Linked DNA regions of Mus musculus: region 2 is linked to region 1. A link is a loop called in an ENCODE intact Hi-C map of the cell type or tissue named here. Cell type or tissue: left cerebral cortex. All regions are shown on one strand. Each heading gives the region's core, and the rest is flanking DNA. Links, peaks and the distances in the headings are about the cores only. Region 1 has its middle 19 kb from the start of Gm52637. Region 2 has its middle 9.5 kb from the start of 1700036G14Rik.

Region 1 (12,443 bases), core at 3,832-6,331:
ACATATATATACATATATAAATATGCACATACACATAAACATGTATGCCACACTCTTCCTGCTGCTGGGCTTGGAGACCTTTGCTGACCACCCCTGCTGGATCGACTTGCTCTGACATCTGCTTCTACAGCCTTTTTACAGTCCTCTCCTTTTGACTTCTCATGGCAGCACACCTATGTCTGTATGATTAGTTGATTAAAGTAAAATTTAAATTTACAATCATCCCTCAGCATTCCGTGGGGTTGACTCCTGGACCTTTGCCACCTTGGCTACTCAAGTTCTTTATATAAAATGGTATATATTGCCTAATCTCCATATTTGAACTATCTGTAGATTACTGATAATTCCTAAATATATTGTGAGTGTGATATACATAGTTGTATTGTTGTGGGGTAATGACAAGGAAGAATAGTCTGTTCATGCTCAGCACAATTGTCATTTAACATTTTTTCCACCCTGGCTGGTTGACCTAGGGTTATAGATTCTGTGTATTCAGAGGCCTAACTGTATTTTCATGATTAGTCTGCAGAGAGTGGAATGCACTCCTAGCCACCTTTAGATTCTCACTGTTGCAATAGCATCAAAGGCTCACTAAGGGGAAGGGTTTTTCTTCCGGTCAAGACAATGGGATCTTTGGCTGAGTAGAGGTGAACATTCTATCTAGTTGGGCTAGTCAATCGCCTGGCTAAGCCCTTTAGGAAGCATTCAGGGATACGTGGAATAATTATCTCTTTACTGAAATAATGTTCTTTTTCTCCCCAGAAACCTGGACTGCCTGCCTTTGAGTCCAGTCTCAGATTGGGATAACCTTTTCTTTTCTTCTCTTCTGATACCAGCTTGAACTTGGGCATGTTCTTCTTTAACACGTTGAGCTCTCCGACTCGTTTCTGAAGCTGAGGCTGCCTGTGCTCCACGTGGCTCAGTCCACTGCTCGACAGAAAACTTGAGGTCCAACAGCTTGCCTTTCTTTCTCTCCCCTGTCTTCCTTCGCTGGGCAGCAGCCTCTTTTCCTTGTTTGCCTGATCACTTGTTTTTGTTTTAAACTCTAATACCGTTTTTTGTCTCCTGGTGGGGCCTCCTCCACCCCTAGGAAGCTCTGGACATTTCATTGAGCAGTGCTAATGAGGAGGAGCAAGATGTCCTACCCTCTGCCCCCACACTGACCTAGGAGGCATGGTTGGGTCACTTTTGAGTGTTCAGAAAGAAAGCAGTCTCCCTATCATTGCCCAGCATTTGTTCGCTGACTGAATTCATTTTCTAGGGCTGGCTGGCAAAATTCCACAGACTTGGGAGATAAAAGCAACATGAATTTACCTCTTCACAGTCCTGAAGCAGAAGCCCGGAATCCAGGTTGAACCAGGATGGCTCCTTCTGAGGAGGAATTTGGTTTACAGATGACTACTTTTTTTCTGTCATTACATCTTCTCTTTATATATATCCAAATTTCTCGTAAGGATGCTGGCCTCCAGATCAGGGGCTTCAGTAATGACTTTACTAACTGACTTGCCTCTTTAAAGACCCTGCCACCAACTACAGTCCCATTCTTAGATCCTGGGGGTCAGGGCTTCAGAAATTGAAGTTCAGCCTGCAGCTGTTCCTCTAGAGCAGTGGCTCTCAACCTTCCTGATACTGCAGCCCTTTAATATAGCTCCTCATGTTGTGGTTACCCCCAACCATAAAATTATTTCATTGCTACTTCATAACTGATATTTTGCTGCTGTTATGAATAACCATGTAAATATCTGGTGTGCAGAATGTCTGATACGTGACAGCCCTACCCCCAATGGGTTGAGACCCACAGGTTGAGAAACACTGCTCTAGAGACTAATTCCCATTTACCAAGTATCCTCAGTTGAAGTGTCTATGCTTTCTGTGCCTGTTTCTCATCTGGAAAAAAAAATGTTCCACCTCACTGAGTGGCAGAACTAACAACTAACTGAACGAGTTGGTGCCCAGAGGGACCAGGGACAATGGTTCATGGTAAAGGGAACCGTTGGTGAGTATTACTTACCCTTAAGGAAACCGTAGTGGGCAATCTGGGTCTAAGAATTTGGTCCGTGCCTTCAGGATGTTCACAGGTCTTCGGGTTAAAGATAAACCCAATAAATACAAGAACCGAGACACTGCTCTCTGAACCACCCTTGCTGGGAGAAGTCAGAAGAGAACGGAGCACCAGCAACTGAGCGATTCCCTTTGAGTTTCAGAGCTGCCAGAAGCCCTGGGTCCCCCGGGTGCTCGAGAGGGTGCTTCCCAAGAGAAGGCAGAGTCCCTGCGGACTCTTCATCTTCACAACCATCATCTGTGGCTTTCTGCACATCATCAGAGCTACCGAGGGATAAATGTCCCCTCTCCAAAGAGTGACCAGGGTCTCTCTGCCCTTCTTCAGACCCCGCCGTGTCACTCTCTGGGTGCCGCTTCCTGTTCCATAGAACTTTTGGTGAATTCTAATTGATCCTGCCACTACCTGCCTGGCTACCGTATCCGATGGGGCCACTTCTCAGCCCTGGGTTAGGCAGGAGCCAGTCTCTGATCCCCTTGGAAAGCATGTGTCGCTTTCCCTCTGCTGACTTTGGAGGCCCAGAGCTGCAAGAAGAGGAGGTATCATCATGCCCCAACTTGCCTCCACTGCCTGTTTCCTCCTTCCCTCTGGCCTTCACTCGGCCCTCATCTCAGTTGGACCTTCCTGCCATCACGTCACTGGGGGGGGGGGGGGGGTGTGCTCTCTTTGCCATTATGTCACTGGGAGCGTGCTCTCAACGCCATCACGTGACTGGGAGCGTGCTCTCTACGCCTCTAATATGTCATCTATTTTCTGACTCCTTGAGGGTAAGGAGGCTTGTCTCCAAGATGAGCGCCCCGGTACATAAAGCACAAGTGTTTGGTGAATGAAAGAAGATACTCTTGAAATGTTGTGAGCTCCGACTCCCAGAGCCAATGAGGGTCAGAGACAGTGAAGCTTTTTGTCTAGACCCTGGCATCTGCCGATCTCTATAGGCAGATGTGAGGGGATTGCCCAGCACATTGTCAGTCTCACTCTAACAGCCCCGAAGCTGGTGGTATTCCCCAAGGATGGACGATGGTCAATCCCTGCTGCAGGATTAACGTGCTTATGCCATTTGCATTAGCCTGTTTGCAACGACAATAAATTCATTTCTAAAGTCCTCTGAGAGAGGGATGAGTATTATCCCCTGACCCGCAGGACAAGGTTAAGTGACCACCCCAAATGAACACAGCTAGTAAGTCCAAGGTTTAGACACTGAGTTCAGAGCGCTCTGACCCCAAGCCTTGCTCTCTGAGCACTCATCTCTTTCTGGTGCTGTAGGTATTTTAAGCTGTGCCTGGGCTTGCTCACCAGATGGCTTTTTAATCTCTCTCCTGTTGCTACATTATTAATCTCTAAATTGTTTAGCGGTGAGATGAACTGGTACAGGGGCGAGGCTTCCTGGAAGAACTGCTGACATTTTACAAGGGCCTGGGAGGGTGGTGCAGCTTTGGGTAGAGGAGGGAGAGACAGCAGCTCACTAGGGCTGGGGAAATAACAGTGGAACTCTGCAATATGGCACCTACCATTCTGGAAACCAGACAGATACACTCTTTTCTCTTAACAAAAAAAAAAGCTGTGCGCTCAAATTAGTCAAACATTTAACTGTCGGTGGCTTCCTGATAGTGCCTGCTCCAAAAGGGATAAAAAAACAAACCTCCTTGCAACTCCATTTTCAGAGTGTCTATGACTCGATGAGACATTGGGTTGTTTTTCTCCCTCGCTGCAGAGTGATGGATGCTTCCGGCAGAGTTGCAAGTAGCAAAGTCCCACAGCCTGGAAGCTTTCCCTCGCTTATAGAGTGAGTCATGCTAATCCTGCAGAGGGGCAGCTGCCATACGCCCTTCGAATAGGCTGCGTGTAGGAGGTCGATGGAGTTTGATGGGGCTCTTGGGTGGCTGCATCTCCACGGAATGGAGGGCATGGTGCCCTCAGATGAGCAGAACAGAGGGAGGCTAGAAATCTGAAAAGCTAAGTTATTCTGCCGAGCATAAAGCATTTGAACCTGCCCCACCCTTCCCACTTCCCGTCTGCTCGTTATTCACCACAGTAATATTTGGGCACTTTGAAAAGAACGATATTTTAAAATGAAGCTATTCCAAGGAGAAGGAAAAATATCTTCATTTGGCATCCACCAGTCATGCAAATTAGCCCAAATAAAAATAAGACTGAAGGCAACTTCGAATATTATTGTACTTTTCCAGGCTCCTGCCAGTCTCTGCTGTCAATTGAAACCACCCTCCATCCTGGGTGACAATGATGTAAGCAGGGCTTATGATCTTGCCCAGATCCGTGCAGAAGCAGGCACTCAGAAAGCATGGATACCAGAGATTCTTTATGCAGATCTTGTTAGAACCTAGTCCTTGAAGTGACATGGCGCTCTCCATGACAGGACTTTGTACAAGTATGTTTCTACAGTGTTGATGATACATTGTTGGTTCATTAAAGATTAGTCTATCAAATATCCTAAGACTCCCCACGTTCTTCCTGGGAGACCAGTCCAAGTACCTGCAGAAGGGGGCAGAATTAGAAGGGTCAGATATGATGCAGACTGTTTAGAAACTCCACACCCCTTGCTATGAAACAGACGTGGAAGTGGATGAAGAATTTCCAGGACCCCTTGTCCAGGAAGTCCTCACAATGGTACCCAAGTCACTCCTCTCGTGCTTCTGAGGCGATGAAGCTGTGTCTTTTCTCTCTCCTTTCACTTCTGTCTGCTCTGCCCCTCTCTTTCTTTTCTGTCCTTAGTCTCTCTTTTGCCTTCTCTCCTTCCTATGTGAATGTACACTGTGTTTGTTCTGGGCTGCAGGGTCACCTCCACTTGCTATACATAAGCCCAGAACTGAAGATACATTCCATGGTTATTTGAGACAATGGTTGATGCTTCTTACTGTTGGTTTCCTAGCGTTGTGATTGAAATGGCATCACTGGATACAGTCTCAAAGTCCTTCCCCCACACTATTTATGGACAGTTCTGAAAGTTCTCAGCCATCTATATTTGTACTAAGCTACTATTTCAGTGTGATGTCAAAGCAACTGGGACAACATCCTCACTTGGCTAGTCACAGAGGAGACAAACATGTTGGTATAGATGTTTTACATTTGTCTTTCAAGGGTCATGAGGTTGGTGGCTGCAGAGATATCACACCAATGGAACCTATGAGCTAGCAATCCTTCCTTCAAAAACAATCTTCTTTCAATAAGTCCTCTCTTTCCTCTTTCCATGTTTTTTTCCCCTTCTCTTCCTTCTCTCCCTCTGGCAAGATCCTGTTCTTCAGCTTAGAAAACTTTCCTGTGTGGAACATACAGGAGCTGTATGGAGAAGGACAGAGCCATCCAAAGGAGGCTGAGCAGATTTCTGAACTGCCCCATGGACCCCACTCTCCCACTTGGTTTTGTTTGCTGCCAAAGCAATACCCTATACCTCAGTAAAGTATGACCCCTTCACCAATGATGCTTTGTTCAGTCTTCATTACAGGCCACATTTTCTCTGGGATTTCCTCTAACCTTAGTTCTCAATCCTCCCAGCAGATCAGACTTGCGATTTCAGTCATGTGGTCTCAGTATTATGCACACTCCTTGATCCATTAACTCTCCTAGAGCTAGTTCTTTATATTGGCATGTATTCAGGCATAACAGTAGCCATCAGAGATGAGTAAGACCTTTGTTGAATAAGTAATAAATGTTGCTGAATTGGAATATTATGCAGTCATTTCTTATAATATAAAAGATCAACAACATGGAAAAGCATCTCCAATATATTATTTAGCAGAGAGAAAAACATAGCTATAAATAGTGTTGTTTACAGCACCTGGTGGCACAGGCCTGAAGGCATAGCCACTCAGGAGACTGAGGTGGGAGGATTGCAAGTTCAAGGCCAACCTGGACAACTTAGCGAAGCCCTGACTTGATTCCAAAGTTGAAGGAAGGCTGAGGTGATATAGCTCAGTGGGAAAGTGCTTTCTAGCATGAGCCAGGCCCTGAGATCAAGCCCCAGCATCACATGAACTAAAGATGACTCTTCCATTTAATAAAATACACACACACACACACACACACACACACACACACACACACGAGTCTGCACAAACGTGTGTACATGTTCACACACTATTAGAATATTTATCAAAACAAATAATTTACTGTCTCAGTAACAAGGTTAAAAGATATTTTTGCTTATCAATTTGATAATTTTTAATTGTTTTGTTTTAATGCATTTTCTGGAATGTAGTACTCAGCATTTATGTTGTGCATGAACTTTTGTGGTTGTATTGAAATATGATTTCCCACTTCTTAAAAATGTTAGAACTGAACTAAGGTGGGCGAGCATTCTTGAGTAAGGCACAAAGACCATTCACAGGGTTCAAAGGTCAACTAGGAAGATAGCCGTGCAAGATGAAAAGAACAGGAGTAGAGTCAAAGAAGGATGTGGGGCATGAGGGACACAAGGTGACAGGAACTTGCAGTGTGGACTATCTTCAGGTCATAGAAAGGGATGTGGGTGAGGTCAGTGTTTCTATAGTGACAAAACCAATTCAATAATAATAGCAGCCCAATGATTACACAGTCTGTGAAGGGAACACTGAAGAGGGTGCTGAGGTCTTGAAGGGCCACTGATTCTCCTGTGTGCGATGGATGTGTTTGATGGTGAAACAAACAGAACCCGTGTGAAGAGTCGTGTTTCTGGGGCTTGGGAGATGGCTCGTGGTTAAGAACACTCACTGCCCTTGTGAAGGACCTGGATTCTGCTCCCAGCATCCAGATGATAGCTCACAACCATTTGAATTTCAGTTCTAGAGCTTCGGACATCCTCTTCTGGCCTCTGAGTGCACAAAACAAACACATGGTGCACATATATGCAGGTATGAACAAAATACTCATACACATAAAATAAACAAATATTTTTTAAAAGTTAAAACAACAGCAAAAGGATCAGGTTTCCACTGGGGCAAAAGGGCTAAACCAAATGAAATTGCCAGAGGTCATTGCCAGGCCTTCAGCTTAGCTAGCCAGGGACACCCACTGGTGTGTGAGCCACAGTTCTCTTGTTAGGTATGGAATTCACAGTTCTCTGATGGAGACAGACTTGTGGCCAAACTCTAGGCAGGCCATCCCCAGCACTCCAGGGGAGGTGGGTGTGGTCCTCAGCTTTTCAAGATTATTCTGCCAGGTTTGTCTGAAGGTGTTTGTTAAAGAGCTATCAAATGTAACCTTACTATGAAATTCAGATTACAGAGAACATTGTAATAGTTCCTTCTGGAATGAAAGATGAAATGTACTAACTGAGTCCTGCAGATGAGAGAGCTAAATGATCTTTGAAAGAGAGATAGAAAAAACAACCCCACCAAAGAAACCAAACAAAAACAAAACAAAACAAATTCTTGTTACTTAATGTAATAAAGATACTTGCATCATTTTGGGAAAATTGGAAAAGTACCAGAAAAGAAGTCAAAATAACAGCAGTAACAAAAAAAATATTTTTTTTTGATGAAGAATTAAAAATCTCTGCTCCTTGGTATCTAACCCCAATCCTAAATTAAGCACAGTGCTTACACTTGGGGGAAAATATAGAACAGTTCTCCTTGAAAAGAATTCTTGGCAGCATACACCACCAGGGTGATTGGCTATGGCGACTCCAGCGTGTTTGTTTATTTGTGTCTAAAATCTTTAGTGCCTTGCAAGTGGGCCCTGTTGCCCACACTTCCAGTTTCGATTGACAGCCCTGAGAGTTGCTCCATTCACAGCCATCAAAGACATATTCCTTCAAGCTTAGCATAATCCTTTTTGAAGGGCTGCAACAGCCAGTGTTATACTTGAGGAAGAATTTTCAGCCGTGGAGGAAGGAGATCAAAGGGGTTTTCTGTGATTGTTTTTCTTTTTTGGATAAAAATTCATTTGACAAGAAAATTAAATTGACCAGAATGTAATAGCCTCCTCTCTTTCTTACTCATTTAGTCAACCAGTCAGTGAAGGCCAACTGAAGGCATTCTGTGCCAGGCTCAGTGCTGGCTAAGGAGTGATGAAAGCCTGGTTTCAACCCTCAGGGACTTCAAAATCTAACTAGATGCACCTACCTATGAGAGTCTAGTGACATGTGCACTGATACTAAAGACGTCATATGGAGCTGGTCTTGGCCATTTCCCCAAATGCAGATTTTTCCCTTGTCCTGCAAGGTCTCTGCTGCCATCATCTTACTGGGGATGAATTTCCTCTAAAGCCAGGGAGATGACCTTCTCCTGCCCCTCCTGCCTCATTCCACCACTCTGCCCCACATCAGTCTGCTATGTAGGCCTCGGGTTCTGTAGAACTCGGGTTCTGGCTTTGGATTTGATTTAGCCAGTTCAGGGTGGTAGGAGGCAAATGAGAGGCGGGACAGTGGGTTTGTGGTGGTGTGTGTGCCCCCTCTTCCTGTCTCATCACTTGTGACCATTTGACTAAAGAATGCTCCCCCACTTCTCCCCCCACCCCCCGTAGGCTTATGTATGCTTGAATGCTTGGTCCTCAGCTAGTGGAACTGTTTGGGAAGAATCAAAGGGCGTGGCCTTGTTGGAGAAGGTGTGTATTGTTGGAGGAGTAGGTCACTGAGTCAGTGGGGTGGGCTTTGTGGTTTTAAAAGCCCAGATTGGACCCAGTTTCTCTCTGTGTCTCTCTGTCTGTCTGTCTGTCTGTCTGTCTGTCTCTCTCTCTGCTGCTGCTGATCAGGACATAGCTCTCAGCTAATGCTCCAATGCCATGCCTACCTGCTGCTACCATGCTTCGTGTCTTGATGGTCATGGACTCATCCTCTGAAACTGGAAGCAAGTCCCCAGTTGAATGCTTTCTTTTTTATAAGTTTCCTTAATGGTGACGTTTCACTGCGGCAATAGTGACCCTAAGACATCACCCTAGGAAAACAGCAGTGGGAACTGACTTCCACACAATATCCTCTCTGCCCCAGGAGGCATAGCAGCTCACTGGTGTTTGTCAGGTCACTTCACTGTCTCCTTCAGTTTCCTAAATACAACTTGCACTTTGTGGGATTTTTGTTTGTTTGTTTTGCTTCATTGATTTCCGTGGGGCTGGAGATGGAACCCGGGGCTTTGTGCATGCTAGGTAAGCACCCTCAGCCCAGGCCTTTGTGAATGGCCCCACTACGACACACTCACCCAGCTTGATGGGCTACTTACCTCATGTCTTCCTCACACAAAGGGGCAAAGGCCTTCTTCATTAAAGGAAGCAACACAGGATCCATTTTTGACTAGTTCTGAGGCCAAAAATGATGGAACACCCAGGAAGCCTTGAAGTAAATCTTCTTGCTTATTGTGGCAGTTCAGCAGGTCACAGATTTTAAAGCCCTCCTGTCTGGTTTATTTTACCAACTGGGAAACTATTTCCTTGCCGCTTCTATCTCAGGGCCCAGTTCCCAGCATCCACCCAGCCCTGTCCACACAGGCCGGAACAGTGGCCTCCCATCTTTTGTTTTGTCTGGGATGGGTTCCTGCCACAGGCTGGGCCATCAAGCATGAGGGACTGTGTCTCACTGGTTTCTAACAGGACTAAGCCTTGTGTCTGTTCCCCAACTGAGGTGCACATGTCCGCTCTCTCTGCAGCTGAAACCCTGTAAGCCATCTCGCACTCAGGAATTCTGAAGCACATGATTAGCTGTCCTTAGCAGGGTTCAGTGGCTGAGATCTAGCTACTGCCACAGGCTACCAGAGCCAACTGCTGGTGCTCTTGGAACAGTGCCTAGATACAGTCTCTGCTTTGCGTTTAGTATAGATCGTGTGTTGTGACCAGTGTATAAGCAGACAGGCCGCATGGGCTAACGCCAGCTCACGAAGTAGAGTTGCTGCATGTATAGACTGTCCTCAGGGCTGCTCCAGGTACTCTCTCAGGAGGCTGGGTCCATATTACATTCAGAAAGTAGAAACGAATGGATGAGTTAGACTGTTGATAACAAGAGGAGAGAGTGTAGCAGCTATCAAGCCTTAGCTTCAACTCTGTGCGTTCTTCTCTTCTTTACCTTTGAATACATACCTACCACACTCCTCCCCATTTAAAGACTGTGTTCCTTCCCTCGATGAACACCGTGCTGGTTAGTTGTTTTGTTCTGTTTCATTTTAATCAACATGACATAAGTCAGGGTTTATCTGGGAAGAGGGACTCTCCATTGAGAAAATGTCACCATCAGATTGACCCCCTAGGCAAGCCTGCTGGGCATTTTCTTGATTAATGACTGATGTGGGAAGGCAGCGGTCCCTCTGGGTAAGTGGTCCTATGGTGTATGAGAAAACAGGCTGAGCAACTCACGGGAAACAAGTCAGTAAGCAGCCCTCCTCCATGGGCCAGCCTGGACTGGAACCATAGGCTGACACAAACCCTCCCCTCCCCACACTGCTTTTGGTCAGGGTTTTATCACAGAAATAGAATGCCAACTAGGACAAACACAGAAAGCATTTACGTTTTCACTAATGACATCCAAGGACCCGGATCTACTACAATTTTAAAGTTAACATTTACTTCTAAAGACCATAGATCTAAAACCATCCAAACTCACTTCCAGGTCTCACGGTTTGGATTGTGAGACACATTCAGCGTTTTGACCATCCCTGTATAATGAGGATATTTCTATCGTCGCATGAACTATGCGAACTGACCCTGATGTACTGAGAGGGAATTAACAAATTCTCTTGAACAAAATCGCTGATTCCACAGCATTAGTGACAATTTGCTGTCCAATTAGCAGATGCTAAAGTTTTATCGAATGAATCACTTGGGAAAGTTTTGTGTACTGTCGGGGTGGTATAAAATGGATCTTAAATGTTTCCCACAGGCCTGTGTGATGACAGCTCCGTCTCTGGTCCATGGTACTATTGGGAAGGGCTGGAACCTTGAGCCTACTGGGAGAACTTGGGTCATTGGAGGGTAGTCCCTTGAAAGGACTGCAGGACTGTCTTCCCTGCATCTCACTTGCTTCTTTGCAGCCATGACATAAGCAACTTGATTAAAACATAAGCTCTTGCCATGATATCCTGCCTTGTCATGGACCCTAAATGGGGCCAAGTACATACATATATGAAACCTCTCAATCATGATTTATAATAATCCCTTTATGCTTCCGTTATTTATCTCACTGTTTGTTACAGTAACAAAAAGCCAAGCAACCCATGGGTATGCTTTTCTCTCTCATTCTGTATTTACTAGTTTTCCCATTTATTTATTTATTTATTTATTCGCGTTACATACAGATCTTAGCCCTGCCTCTCCTCCCAGACCCCCATGACCTCCTCCCCCATGTTACTTTATTTTTAAAGTTGAAGACAAAAGGTAAGTATATGAAGGACTGCGGAGATGGATCAGTTGGTAAAGCACTCTCCATGCAAGCACAGGACCTGAGTTTGGTCCTCAGCATCCATGTAAAAGCCAAGTGTGGCTGTGGGAATCTGCAATCCCAGCAAGATAGAAGTGGAGACCCGAGGCTTCCTGGGGCTTTCTGGCCAGCCCTTCTGAATCAGTGAGCTCCAGGTTTAAGAAAGACTCTGTCTCCAAGGGGGGGGGGGCATTTGTGGGAGATGCCCAACATTGACCTATAGCCTCCACATGCACCTGTACTCTGTACCTACATTCTAACACACACACACACACACACACACACACACACACATACACACACACAGGGCTGCCTGTCCATCAGTTCCGAAGTTGAGTATGTAACAATGCTAGATAGTAGTCTGAAGAGTTCACAGGCTATTAAAAACATTAACATGGTGTTACAGCATTCCCCTGGGATAGAAATAATTGCCTTATAAGTGGGAAACTGTCCTCAGAGTGAACATGTCAGAAGTGTCCAACTGGAAGCAAGAAGAGACAGAGAGAGAAACACGACTCCTGATTTGGATTGCACTACTTTAATCGCTAAGCTGCACTCAGGTTACGCTAAAGAGATATAATGGCACATTTGACGGGCGCCTTCACATCTAGATCAGATAGGAGCCCTCACAGTCCCGAGTCGAGTCTTTCTTCCTTTCTGCCGAGGATGTCACTCAAAATCTCTGCTCTTGTCTCTTCCCCATTGGCTGCTCCCACAGTTCAGAGTCAGCTCCAATCCTAGGGAGGCTCAACACTCTCCTCAGATGAACCTTGCTCTACAGAGAACACCTGTGTACGACCAGCGTGGGAATGGTTGAAGTTGCGTTCCAAAGGCACCACGGCCCTCGCACTGAGTAAAGGAACACTGGGGGAAACACTTTTGAGCGGCAGAACACCCCCTTTTTGTAAAGTAAACAATATGAACCCAGATAAAGCCTCCAATTTACCTAATTTTAGATTTTTGCATATTGGGTTTCATTATGGCAAAACATATCTGTAAATGAAAATATTTTAAGCCTCAGCCCTTTGCCCATCATAATGGTTTTTTAAAATC
Region 2 (12,443 bases), core at 3,369-5,868, 58 kb after region 1:
GCTGCATCTGGAATTTCTTACTGCTTAAAAACAAATCCCTTCAGATCCAATCTCCGATCTTTATTTGGAAGCACTTCAGCTTTCTCTCTCTCCTTCTCTGGGAGAGACAGAGTTCAGGAAAGCTGCCTCCAGCCAAGGAAACCTGCAGTCGCCTCCTCCAGAACAATTGCCAGGGAAGGAGAATTCTTCAAACAGCTGTAAATCCTCCCACCAATATCTCCTTCCTCTAGAAACCACAACAGATCCCCACATCAAAGCTGCCTGTCAGCTGCCCAGACAAAGAATCAATAGTTTAACAGAAGGGAAGCCGCAGGAAAGCTGGATGTTTGGTACAAAACACCTACACTGCAAACAATCCAAATACCATCTCCTTAGAACTCCTTAGAAACAAGAACGAAGGTCCTGGGGCTGCACCATCCTATGGGCTCTGGTCAGTTTGCCTGCAAGTGAACAGCCAGGATAGCTGCACTGACTGTGGGAAAAGGAGAGAGGTAGAGACCAGGGGATTCCCTGTGGATGCTCAGAATTAGGGCAAGCAAAAGGGAAAGTGAGTTGGGAATGGTGTGGACAAACACCAGGGGCTCTGCTATTGTCTTGCTTCTGTGTGTTATTGTGTACAATTGTGTGCTACTGTGCTGTCACCTCAGACCAGGTGGAATCCTCAACCATGGCTCTTCACATGTGGATATAAACTCTCTGAGTTTCCTTCCAGCTCTCTGATGAATGAACTCTAAGAAAATACACACAAAAGATGAGTGTGTCCCCGCCCCCAGCTCATGGTGTGTGTGTGTATGTTTGTGTATGGTTTGTGTGTGTGTGTGTGTGCCTCTGTGTATGTGTGTGTGCCTCTGTGTGTGTGCACATTATCATTATTAACCATTTATCAAACTGGGTGTTGATCTTCCAGTGTCTCCTGGCAAATGTTGCTTGGTTAACTGATTTATTATACTGCAATGGGTCTGGTGTCAAGTGTAGGGCTTACTTGAATTTCTGGTGAAAGTGAAGTTCCCATGAAGAGTCCCAGATTTTCCAAATTTGGTTATTAAGCAGTGATGTAGAACTTAGGGCTCACAACTTGTACTCCAAGTCAGGTCAACCCATGTGCCCTACATAAGCTAATAAAAGAACCAAATTAATAATAGAGAGCAGAAAAGGACATTTATTCAATATGGCCACATTGGGAAGAGGGACAAAGACACCCAGCAACCCACTCAAGTATTTGGTCACAGCAAGGAGACAGTAACTGGCATGCTTCTTTTTCTTACACTGTGGGGGCTCTTTAGCCATTAAATACTCAGAGACATAAAAGGCTGCATAAACCAGCGTCTCCCTCAAGGCATGAGAGATAGAACAAATCTGGAGTGGTCATCACACAAAGCAAAGACAAGAAAGGAGAAAAGGTGGTTTTGGATTTGGCAAAGGTTGATGTAAGAACCTTGTGGGGACAGGGAGGCCCAAGGAGACAGAATCCAACACAGCCTTCCCTCTAGAGTGATCCATACCCCCAATCAGGGCTTCCCAAGTCTCAGAAATGCTCTACAGCTCCCTGTTGCTCAGCTCAGCTCCCTCAACATACGCTCTGCCAACTCTCGAGGAGGGAGGTGGGCTGAAGAGTCCAGAAAGGAACACAGTGAGAGTGAAGCTTAAGAAATCTTTGGAGGTGAGGAAGCAATCAGATGCCCCAATGTCCTGGGAGCCAGAGCTGATTGCCCTCCCCACCCACCCCCTGTCTATACAGGAGATGGCTGGATATATAGAGCTTTGTAGGAAGGGCTCCTAAGCAGAGCAGTGAGAGATGAGCCCTCAGACCTTGGGAGAGCCCGCCAAGGAGGACCTGCGTGCCCTAATTCCACCAGCAGCGGTGAGGATGATGGATGGATGATGAAACTTCAGGGGATGCTCCGCCCACAACACTGGCTGGGGCAGTTTGAATTGAACAGAACCTGAGAGGGGGAATGGCAACCTTGAGAAATGCTTGCTGCTTTTCTTCTCAAAATAATCTTGGTGGAAGGGGCAATGAGGGGTAAAAAGAGGGTGTGGAGGATTTCATGGCGATGGAGGCATCCTGGAAAGACAGAACCAAAAACCCTTGGTGGCTACTTGAGATGCAAGTTTGAACCAGGTCCCTAATAATAATCACATAGGAGGCTTCTTTCAAGCTTGGCTACCACTCAGATTTCTAATACAGAATGGAAGGAGATTTTTTTTAATGTAAGTTCTGAGCACTGGTCTTCACTAGCTTGGGAACTCCTTTAATTGTCTAACCTGCCTTGCTCAGAGGCAATTCTGAAGTGTGAAAGAAGGGTGACGAAGGCAAATCATTGCACGAGTAGATCATCCCATAACAATGCTAATGGTTAGTGGTTTTAGCTTTCAGTGATCTAACCCCCACGGGCTATCTTAAATGAACATCAAAGAGTTGGAGTGGTGGTGGTGGTGGTGGTGGTGGTAGAGGTGGTGGTGGTGGTGGTGGTGGTAGAGGTGGTGGTGCATACCTTTAATCCCAGCACTCGTGGATTAAAGAAGTAGGTGGATCTTTGAGAGTTCTAGCCCAGTCTGGTCTACAAACCAAGTTCCAAGATAGCCAGGGCTGTTACACAGAGAAACTCTGTCTCAAGAAACAAACAACAACAACAACAACAAAAAACAAACAAAACGGACATCAAGGAACCACTTAAATTTCTCTCTTTGAAGCTGACTTAAGAATGAAAGGGAGGGAGTCTAGGCCATAGCCCAGGAATTCCTGGATGCCAGCACTCAAGGATGAGCCAGTGAACTTCCTCAGCCCACAGAGGGACCCCAAGCTGTGCCAAGCCAAATGAATATCTTGGCAACATGTCACTTCGAAGGCCTGGTGTTGGAAAGGAAATCGTGGAGTGTTGGTATTGCCCCTCTGACCAGACAGGGAAGAGTGGGCTGTGGGCCATTTTTAAAGGGGTCTCAGATCCAAGGATGGTGGCCAGGAAGTAGCTGTGACTCATTTAATAGTCCTTATTTTTCTCACTTAAGATTCTCCTCATCCAAGGATACATGTTCTTCTCTAGGTTCAGGCACTATTCCAACCCCTCTGTCTCACCAGGAAGATCAAGGTACTGGCTGATATTCCCAATTATGTTTGTCTTTTCTTTGTTTTAACACCTGTGTTCCTTTTGAGTAGTTAGTCCTAGAAATGGGGACCCTGGCACTCTGTGCCCCACCCTCTTTCCCCCTCAGTACTCGCCCACTGGAGGTTCCTGGGGTACCAAATGCAGAAGCTAACACATTCTGCCTGACTTTTCTTTCTGGGCCCCAACCACATTCCTTAGAATCCTCGTTCTTCACACCCACCCAGGCCTGTCTCCGTGGTTTTCCTCCTCTGCTGAAATCTATAGAAAGAAGATGATGTCATTCAATGTACCGGAAAATGGACCTTATGTTCCTTCTAGCTTACTTGTACCAGCTACCGCCTCTTCCCTGTCTTCCTATCCCTCCTTGTGCAGGCTCAACCATTCCACCCCCTCCAATGCTTGTGGAGGTGATACAAGACTTTTAGTCAAGCACGACCACCACAGACACTATTGGGACAGGGCTTTGCCATCATGAGAGAGACAAGGTTAATTCTTCGCCTTCCATGTTAAAAGTCCAGTAAAATCCTGCCCCTGCCACGGAAAGTGAATCATATCATCTGGATGAATGGAGAGTGGCTCCCTCTGGCAGGAAAGCTGGCCAGCAAGTGGGTGGGACACACCAGTGAGCCCAAAAGATATGCCCTTCCCCCTCTTCCTGTGCATGGTTCCCCTTATAGTCTTCCTCGTCTCTGTGGCTGCTAAAGCCATCTGCCAAGCCCCCAGCTATCCTTGGCTAGCACTGTCCAGAGGGGAGGCATATTCAAGGAACTCTTTCTTTCTTTCTTTCTTTCTTTCTTTCTTTCTTTCTTTCTTTCTTTCTTTCTTTCTTTCTTTCTCTCTCTCTCTCTCTCTCTCTCTCTCTCTCTCTCTCTCTCTCTCTTTCTTTCTCTCTTTTTTTTTGATTGGATATTTTCTTTAATTACATCTCAAATGTTTTCCCCTTTCCAGGCCTCCCCTTTTGGAAACCCCGTATCCCATCCCTCCTCCCCACTGCCTCTATGAGGGTGCTCCCCCACCCACCCACTCCCATCCTCCAACCCTGGCATTCCCCTACATGGGGTATCGAGCCTTCACAGGACCAAGGGCCTCTCTTCCAGCTGATGCCCAACAAGGCCATCCTCTGCCACATACATGCCCAGTGCCATGGGTCCCTCCGTGTGTACTCTTTGGTTGTTGGTCCAGTCCCTGGGAGCACCAGGGGGTCTGGCCTGTTGACACTGCTGCTCCCTCCATGGGGCTGCAAACCCCCTCAGCTCCTTCAGTCCTTTCTCCAACTCCTCCATCGAGGACCCCCAAGCTCAGCCCAATGGTTGGCTGCAAGCTTCTGCCTCTATATATTAGGCTCTGGCAGAGCCTCTCAGGAGACAGCCATATCAGGCTAAGGAAATAGCTTCTTAGCTTGACTTTCTTTGGCCTGCCTGTGACCTTCACTACCCACCTAACCCTTCTCTCCTCTAAAGCCTTGCCCAGCCTCTGGGTATCTAGAGAACCAGAGACCAGACATTCAGTTTTACTGTAAGAACAAGCCATTGTTATTTCTCTTTCCAGGTATTTCAGTCATTCCTAAATGTGGTTTTTATATTTATCACTAAAAGGGATATAAAGGAGATGGGGGATCCCAGTTAGAGGAGGAGGACTTAGCTGGGAAAGGCACTTGCTTTGCTCAAAGAGGAAACCTGCTGTTCTAGTGTGGAAGCAGGCTGGCCTGGCGCAGAAGTCTCGGTGTGGTGGGACTTAGGGAGAGGAGCTTGGCAAGCCTTCTGCAGGCTGAGCGCAGCTTGCGATCAGCTCGTTTCTATTGACTAAAAACTTGCTAGGAGAGGATAAAAAAATCATAGCAGGCACAATATAGCTACAGCGAAGACCTTGTTTTTGCTCTCTTTCTTTTTTAAAAACAATATAATCAATGAAAGGATTTGGGAAGAAAAAACAGAAAGAACTGTGGAGAGCGAGCACCCAGGATCTTGAAATGGGTCTTTTTCTCCCTGCAATCACTTCCTGCATGGTAGTTTAGCTTTATTTGCCTTTTGAGAGATGGAGCTATGTCAATAGCAGCCAATCATCCCATTAGCTGGGCTGACAGGCAGAGCCACAGCCTGGCTGGTGCCTGAGGTGGGTGTCTGTTCATCTTTCCCTGCTCCAGGCTGCTCTCAGCTTCCACCTGTGGCTGCAGCAGCTGCCAGGGAGCAGGGCTCAGCACTGCAGTGAGAAACAAGAGCGTCTTCCATGCGCAAATGGCAGTAACTGATTTCTCCCTTGACGCTTCTGCCAGGAAATGAAGACTGCCCAGGGGAGAAGCATGTGGAGCCAGTGGGACGTTTGTTTCTGTTTCACTTGCTAAGCATTGCATTTTCTGCATTTAGGGAAGACCATAGGAGGGACTGATCCAGGACAGACTGGATACTGACACAGCCCAACTGCTGGGTCAAGAAAAGGAATTTTATCCATTGGTGTGTGTGTGGGGTGGGGGTGGGGGAGTCTCTATGTTCTTGTGAACTTGAACTTCAGCATATTCCAAACTCTTTTCCTCCAGAGCCGGTCCCTCTTCTGGGTCCCCTCTTGAACCCTGCCACCATCCTCCTCCTCACTGTTCATGAAATGATAGGAACTGGAAGTCATGCTTGAATTCCCTTCATCCCCATCCTCCCATCCATTACTAGACTGTATCAGCTTCATTCCATAGGATCACAATGTCTCTGGATTCTTCCATCCTCCATCCTTTACCCATTGCTGCATCCCTGAAAAACCATGGGAATCTATTATTGTCCCGACCCCTCCTGACCTTACAACAGAATTCATTGGCTTGTCTTGAGACAGTCTCTCATGTAGCCCAAGCTGGTCTCAACTTCACTGTGTAGCAGAAAAGGACCAGGAGATCATACTGTCTCTGCCACCTGAGTGACGCGGCTATAGGCATGGTGGCAGACTTCTGCAGTGCTAGGTATGGAACCCAGCATGGACTCTGTGCATGCCGGGCAGGCACTTTGCCAACTTGTTGGGAGCCGCCCTCACATTTGCCATTATAAGATGGCGCTGACAGCTGTGTTCTAAGTGGTAAACATAATCTGCACACGTGCAGGGGCAGTTTTCCCGCCATGTGTTCTGCCTTTCTCGTGATGACAACTGGGCCGATGGGCTGCAGCCAATCAGGGAGTAATACGTCCTAGGCGGAGGATAATTCTCCTTAAAAGGGACGGGGTTTTGCCATTCTCTCTCTCTCTCTTGTTCTTGCTTTCTCTCTCTCTTGTTCTTGCTTTTTCTCTCTCTTGCTCTTGCTTTCTTGTTCTTGTTCTTTCTCTTGCTTTCTTGTTCTTGTTCTTTCTCTTGCTTTCTTGCTCTTGCTCTTGCTCTCTTGCACTCTTGCTCTCTTGCTCTCTTGCTCTCTTGCTCCTGAAGATGTAAGCAATAAAGCTTTTGCCGCAGAAGATTCTGGTTTGTTGCGTTCTTCCTGGCCGGTAGCAAACGCGTGTAAGAGTTGGTGCTGAAATCCGGGATGAGAAGACCTGAGATGAGAAGACCTGGGACGAGAAAACCTGGGATGGTTACCATCACCGGCGCAAGGAAGATTCCTCATTCCGGAACCAGAACTGCGGGTCACGGTCATAAAGGTTCCCGTAAAACAGACTGTTGAGAAGGATTCAACTGCGTATATTCAGAACTCTTCAGCTGGGGAACGGTGGTAATAAAGTGTTCCCGCAACACAGACTGTTGAGAAGGATTCAACTGCGTGAATTCAGAACTCTTCAGCTGGGGAACAGGGTACTCGTAAGTATAGCTTTACAAGGTACGTCTGGCCTTGAACTTTCTAACGAAATTCAAGACAGTCTATCAGAAGTAAAGTGGAAAATAGCTTTACAAGGTATGTTTGGCCTTGAACTTTCTCCAGTGTTAGGAGCCTTTTTGTTCCTTTTCACATGTTATCAAGCGGTTAAGGCAGGGCTGAAAATTCTGGATGAAATTCAGGGCAATCTATCAGAAGTAAAGCGGGGAGAGAGAGTAGGAGCAAAGAGGAAATATGGTACACAAAATAAGTATACAGGCCTTTCCACGGGTCTTGAACCTGAGGAAAAGTTTAGGTCAGGTAAGAATACCTGGGGAGAGATTAGAAGGAAGGAAAAGAAAAAAGATCAATCAGCGGAGGTCTCTAGGAGAAGGAGCCTATACTCATCACTAGGTGAGCTCAAGGAGCCAGTTCTTAATAGTTCTGAATCAGATGAAAAGGCTATTAGGGCCTGGAAGGCGCTCTCCCGAGCAGGTGAAGCCACTGGACAACTAACAAAGATCGTCCAGGGACCTCAGGAGTCATTCTCAGATTTTGTGGCCAGAATGACAGAGGCAGCAGAGTGTATTTTTGGAGATTCAGAGCAAGCCGCACCTCTGGTAGAATAGCTTATTTATGAGCAAGCCACGCAGGAATGCTGAGCGGCCATAGCCCCAAGAAAGAACAAAGGTTTACAAGACTGGCTCAGGGTTTGTCGGGAGCTTGGGGGACCTCTCACCAATGCAGGCTTAGCGGCCGCCATCCTCCAATCCCAAAAATGCTCCATGGGCAGAAATGAATCAACGCATAGATCTTGTCCAGGAACAACTAGATGTATTATGGCAAATAGCTCAGCTGGGATGTGAACAAAAGTTTCCGGGATTGTCCGTTACTTCCATTCAGTATGAGAAATTTACTAGGGTAGCTAATTTGTCAAAAAGTCTTTCTCAGTATATGTTACAGAATTGGACGGCTGAATTTGAACAGACCCTTCGGGAATTGAGAATTGCCATCATTCAGGTCAACTCCACGCGCTTGGACCTGTCCCTGACCAAAGGATTACCCAACTGGATCTCCTCAGCATTTTCCTTCTTTAAAGAATGGGTGGGATTATTTGGAGATACACTTTGCTGTGGATTAGTGTTGCTTCTTTGGTTGGTCTGTAAGCTTAAGGCCCAAACTAGGAGAGACAAGGTGGTTATTGCCCAGGTACTTGCAGCACTAGAACATGGTGCTTCCCCTGATATATCTATGCTTAAGCAATAGGTCGCTGGCCATTCAGCTCTTGCACCCCACGAGGCTAGTCTCATTGCACGGGATAGAGTGAGTGCACTTCAGCAGCCTGAGAGAGTTGCACGGCTAAGCACTGCAGTAGAAGGGCTCTGCGGCACATATGAGCCTATTCTAGGGAGACATGTCATCTTTCAAGAAGGTTGAGTGTTCAAGTGTCCTTCCCCCAGGAAAAACGACACGGGAGCAGGTCAGGGTTGCTCTGGGTAAAAGCCTGTGAGCCTAAGAGCTAATCCTGTACATGGCTCCTTTACCTGCACACTGGGGATTTGACCTCTATCTCCACTCTCATTAATATGGGTGGCCTATTGCTCTTATTAAAAGAAAAGGGGGAGATGTTGGGAGCCGCCCTCACATTTGCCATTATAAGATGGCGCTGACAGCTGTGTTCTAAGTGGTAAACATAATCTGCACACGTGCAGGGGCAGTTTTCCCGCCATGTGTTCTGCCTTTCTCGTGATGACATCTGGGCCGATGGGCTGCAGCCAATCAGGGAGTAATACGTCCTAGGCGGAGGATAATTCTCCTTAAAAGGGACGGGGTTTTGCCATTCTCTCTCTCTCTCTTGTTCTTGCTTTCTCTCTCTCTTGTTCTTGCTTTTTCTCTCTCTTGCTCTTGCTTTCTTGTTCTTGTTCTTTCTCTTGCTTTCTTGTTCTTGTTCTTTCTCTTGCTTTCTTGCTCTTGCTCTTGCTCTCTTGCACTCTTGCTCTCTTGCTCTCTTGCTCCTGAAGATGTAAGCAATAAAGCTTTTGCCGCAGAAGATTCCGGTTTGTTGCGTCTTTCCTGGCCGGTCGTGAACGCGTGTAAGACCAACTGAGCTGTACCACCACCCAACTCATTGTCGTTGTCATTGTTGCTGTTGTTTTTGAGACAGGCTTTCTCTGTGTAGCACTGGCTATCCTACAACTAACTCACTAGTAGACCAGGCTGGCCCTAAACTCAGAGATCTGCCTGCCTCTTCCTCCCAACTTTTGGGATTCCTCTTTTTTTTTTTTTTAAATAGTACTCATGTTAGGCTTCTTGTTATAAAACCCTTAATATCTTCACATTGCCCCTTAAAGTCTGTTTACAAACTGCTTTGTTTCCCACACCATCCACAGTCTACCCCACCCACCCTACTGACCTACAGCTGCTGTCTTCCACATCATCTCTGTTTTGGGAATCTTCAAGCCTTTCTCATGGTCACACGCATCCTTGGCCCTTTGAACATGTGATTTTTGCTACCTGACTTTGGGGGTCCAGAATGACACTTTAGGGGTCCCCCTGGCAACCTGAATACTTTGAACCGTGGGAGATAGGAAGGCTGGGGAAGTAAGGTCTCTCTGTCCTTCCCCTGTCCTCTCTCTCCCCCTCCCTAGGGATCACCATGTAATATCTCTGTTTTCTCCTCTCTTCCTCAACTGGGTCATAGAAAAAAGAGCTCCTTGCCATAGAGCAAGGCCCAAAGCCCATGAAGGACACAGTCTGGGCAGCCCCTCCTCTGCCTTGAAGGTGTTAGAGTGACAAGGGTCTGTCCCACACCTCAGGAAGAAGAGTCTTGCAGAAACATAGATAAGAATCTGGACAAGTCTTCCTGAGTCTTCTGTAGCCACACTCTTTTTGTTGAATTAATTCCCCAAACTACCCATTCCTTTCATCACACTGAGCATAAAAGCCAGTTTTCCCTAGGTCTTCGAGTCTGTTTCTGAAGGCTCTGGTGCAGTGTGGAGTTTGTGTGCTGTGCTTTGCTCTTGTCAAGAGGATATAAGCTGTGGCCTCTGTGTTGGGTGAAGGCCTGATAGCTCAGCAGTTGGTGCGTTACTTTTGTTCCAAACAGAACTTAAGGAAGGAAGGAAGGGTTTGTTTGGGCTCACAGCTGGAGAGCAGAGAAGGCATGGACGCACGAGGCAGCTGGTCTCAGTGTGTCTTTAGCCAGACAGAAGCAGAGAGAAATGTATGCTGCTCACTGTCTGCTTTTCCTTCAGTCCCTGTGATGGTTTGTATATGCTAGGCCCTGGGAGTGGCGCTATTAGGAAGTGTGTCCCTGTTGGAGTAGGTGTGTCACTGTGGGTGTGGGTTATAAGACTCATCCTAACTGCCTGGAAGCCAGTATCCTCCTAGCAGTCATCAGATGAAGATGTAGAACTCTCAGCTCCACCTGTACCATGCCTGCCTGGATGCTGCCATGCTCTCACTTTGATGATAATGGACTGAACCTCTGAACCTCTAAGACAGCCCCAAATATATATTGTCCTTTATAAAACTTGCTTTGGTCATGGTGTCTGCTCACAGCAGTAAAACCCTAACTAAGACAGTCCTTGATGATGGATCCCACAGTGTGGGTCTTCTGTCTTCAGTTAAAACTTTCTGGGAAAACCATCTTGGGTGTCTTCCCAGGTGATTTGAAATTCAGCTGAGCTGGCAGTGATGATGAACAATCACAAAAGGGTAGGTCCGTTGTTGTTCCACGGTGTTCTGTAAGCTTGGTGCCATTTGCTAATAGACATTTAAAAGATTCCTCTCATTTGGCTTTTCATCGTTGTCACAAAAATGCTCGAGACAATCAGTTTAGAGAGTTCTGGCTCACAGTTTCAGAGTTCCAGCCCATAATGGCTTCACTCTTGCTTTGGGCCTGTGGCAGCACAGTGCATGGCAAAAGCATGTGGCAGAGGAAGGCTGTTAATCTCATGGTTGCCAAGCAATGAAGGATAAAAGACAAGAAAGGGCTGGGGTACCAATATCCTTTTGAAGGAAATGTTGCCAGTGATCTAACTTCTTCCCACTTAGACCTTAACTTTTAAAGGTCCCACTGCCTCCTACAAGTGCCACATGAGGGGTCTAAGCCTAAAAACACAGGCCTTTGGACCATTCAAGATCCAATTTACAGCATCTTCAACTAATCTCAGCTCCAAAAAGAAAAGTACTGCATCTTTCTTGGCAACCACTGTATCCCTTTGAACCCAGAGTTGATAGCAGGCACCTAGGAGATGCTCAAATATCTAAAGTTTGAATTGAAGATATTTTGGCAAAACTGCTCTGAAACTATAAGTTCTATATTGTGCTGGTGGCTTTTATTTCTGCTTTCTCAGAGCAAGTGGGACAGAATAGTTTATTATTACTTAAGCTTGAGTAGAATTTATTTATACCGGTGTGTCAAGGCTTTCAGGCGTTTGCACCTTGGGCTTTTACTTTATACCTGTAGAATGAAGGGTTCATGTCTCTAGGGACTTCTAGGCAGTAGCCAGCTGGTGGGTTCCTTGTGAGGCACCAGAATGTTCTGATCATTGTTTCTTTTTTATAGTTTAGAACTGAAAAACAAGGAGGCCGGCAGCAGAAGCTAAAGAAGGCAGACGAGGAGCTGTCCTGGCTCAGAAACTTTGCTTTCATTTCTTCAAGGGGAATCAGCCCAGGGACCCCCAAATGAAGGGGGCAGGGCTGCTTGCCAGAAGAAAATGGTGAAGGTAGAGCTCTGGGTAAGAAGTACCACGGCTTCTCTGAGATATCCTGAGTTCAAGGCCTCTATTGACCTTAGGACCTCGAATCCAGCCTCAGTTGCCTTATTTATAAAATGGAGATCAAGTCTCTTGTCTCTCAGGTTTATTGTGAGGATTAAGACAGATATGTATTGGGAGATTATAAACAATGAACTAAAGCAAAGGTTGTATGCTTTGAAGCTAGAGTCAAACTTCTCAGGCCATACCCAATATGCTCACAGAGATGAGTCCTAGCCAGATTGCTTTCCTAGTAGCCTACAGAGTGCCACTACCAATAAACTGACCACATGTTTGTCAGGTGACTATAAGGTGGGAAGCAAGGAGGGAAGGTCTGTTTTGTTTGTTTGTTTGTTTGTTTGTTTAAAAGAAAAAGAGGCAAGATTGAGAGAGGTTGCCTAGATCTCTAGGAAGATGTGTAAAATACGAGGACAAATAGAGGTGCCTTATTAACTAAAGTCTCACTCTTGGCTGAAACCCCAATTCCTAGGATTTATCGGGAATGGGGCCAACTAGTGGGACAGGGCCGGGGAGAGGAAGTGCTCTTGGTGAAGGTCTAATTCAGCTTCAGTGTCCTCTTCCTGGGGGGGGGGGTTCTGCAGAAGCCAGAGAGCAGCAGTGTGCACAGAATGTTAAACTGGGGGTCCTTTCAAGAGACACAGCAAAGAGAACCAAAACAGGAAGAAATGTTTCCTCCCAGTTCCCATAACAGACATAGACTCACACATTAGTGACTGGCGAGGGAGGGAGGGAGGGGGGGAGGGAGGGAGAGAGGGAGGGAGGGAGGGAGGGAGGGAGGGAGGGAGGGAGGGAGGG

What was found. Peaks named below come from ENCODE experiments on the same cell type or tissue, not always from the same donor. Only the 100,000 strongest peaks of a DNase experiment are listed, where the experiment ranks them.
Region 2: it touches region 1 in a loop (6-fold over the local background); 4 of 42 quality-filtered maps call a loop at or near these places.

The regions. Positions count from the first base shown.
Region 1 is chr3:85,360,382-85,372,824 of GRCm38, reverse strand. No RefSeq gene overlaps it. Among named protein-coding and RNA genes, the nearest start is that of Gm52637, 19 kb to the left of the region's middle. In left cerebral cortex, for the core only: no CTCF peak of the experiment used is centred there; DNase peaks (open chromatin) are centred at 3,880, 4,990 and 5,379; H3K27ac peaks cover 2,197 bases.
Region 2 is chr3:85,301,749-85,314,191 of GRCm38, reverse strand. No RefSeq gene overlaps it. Among named protein-coding and RNA genes, the nearest start is that of 1700036G14Rik, 9.5 kb to the left of the region's middle. In left cerebral cortex, for the core only: no CTCF peak of the experiment used is centred there; DNase peaks (open chromatin) are centred at 3,690, 4,818 and 5,241; H3K27ac peaks cover 2,354 bases.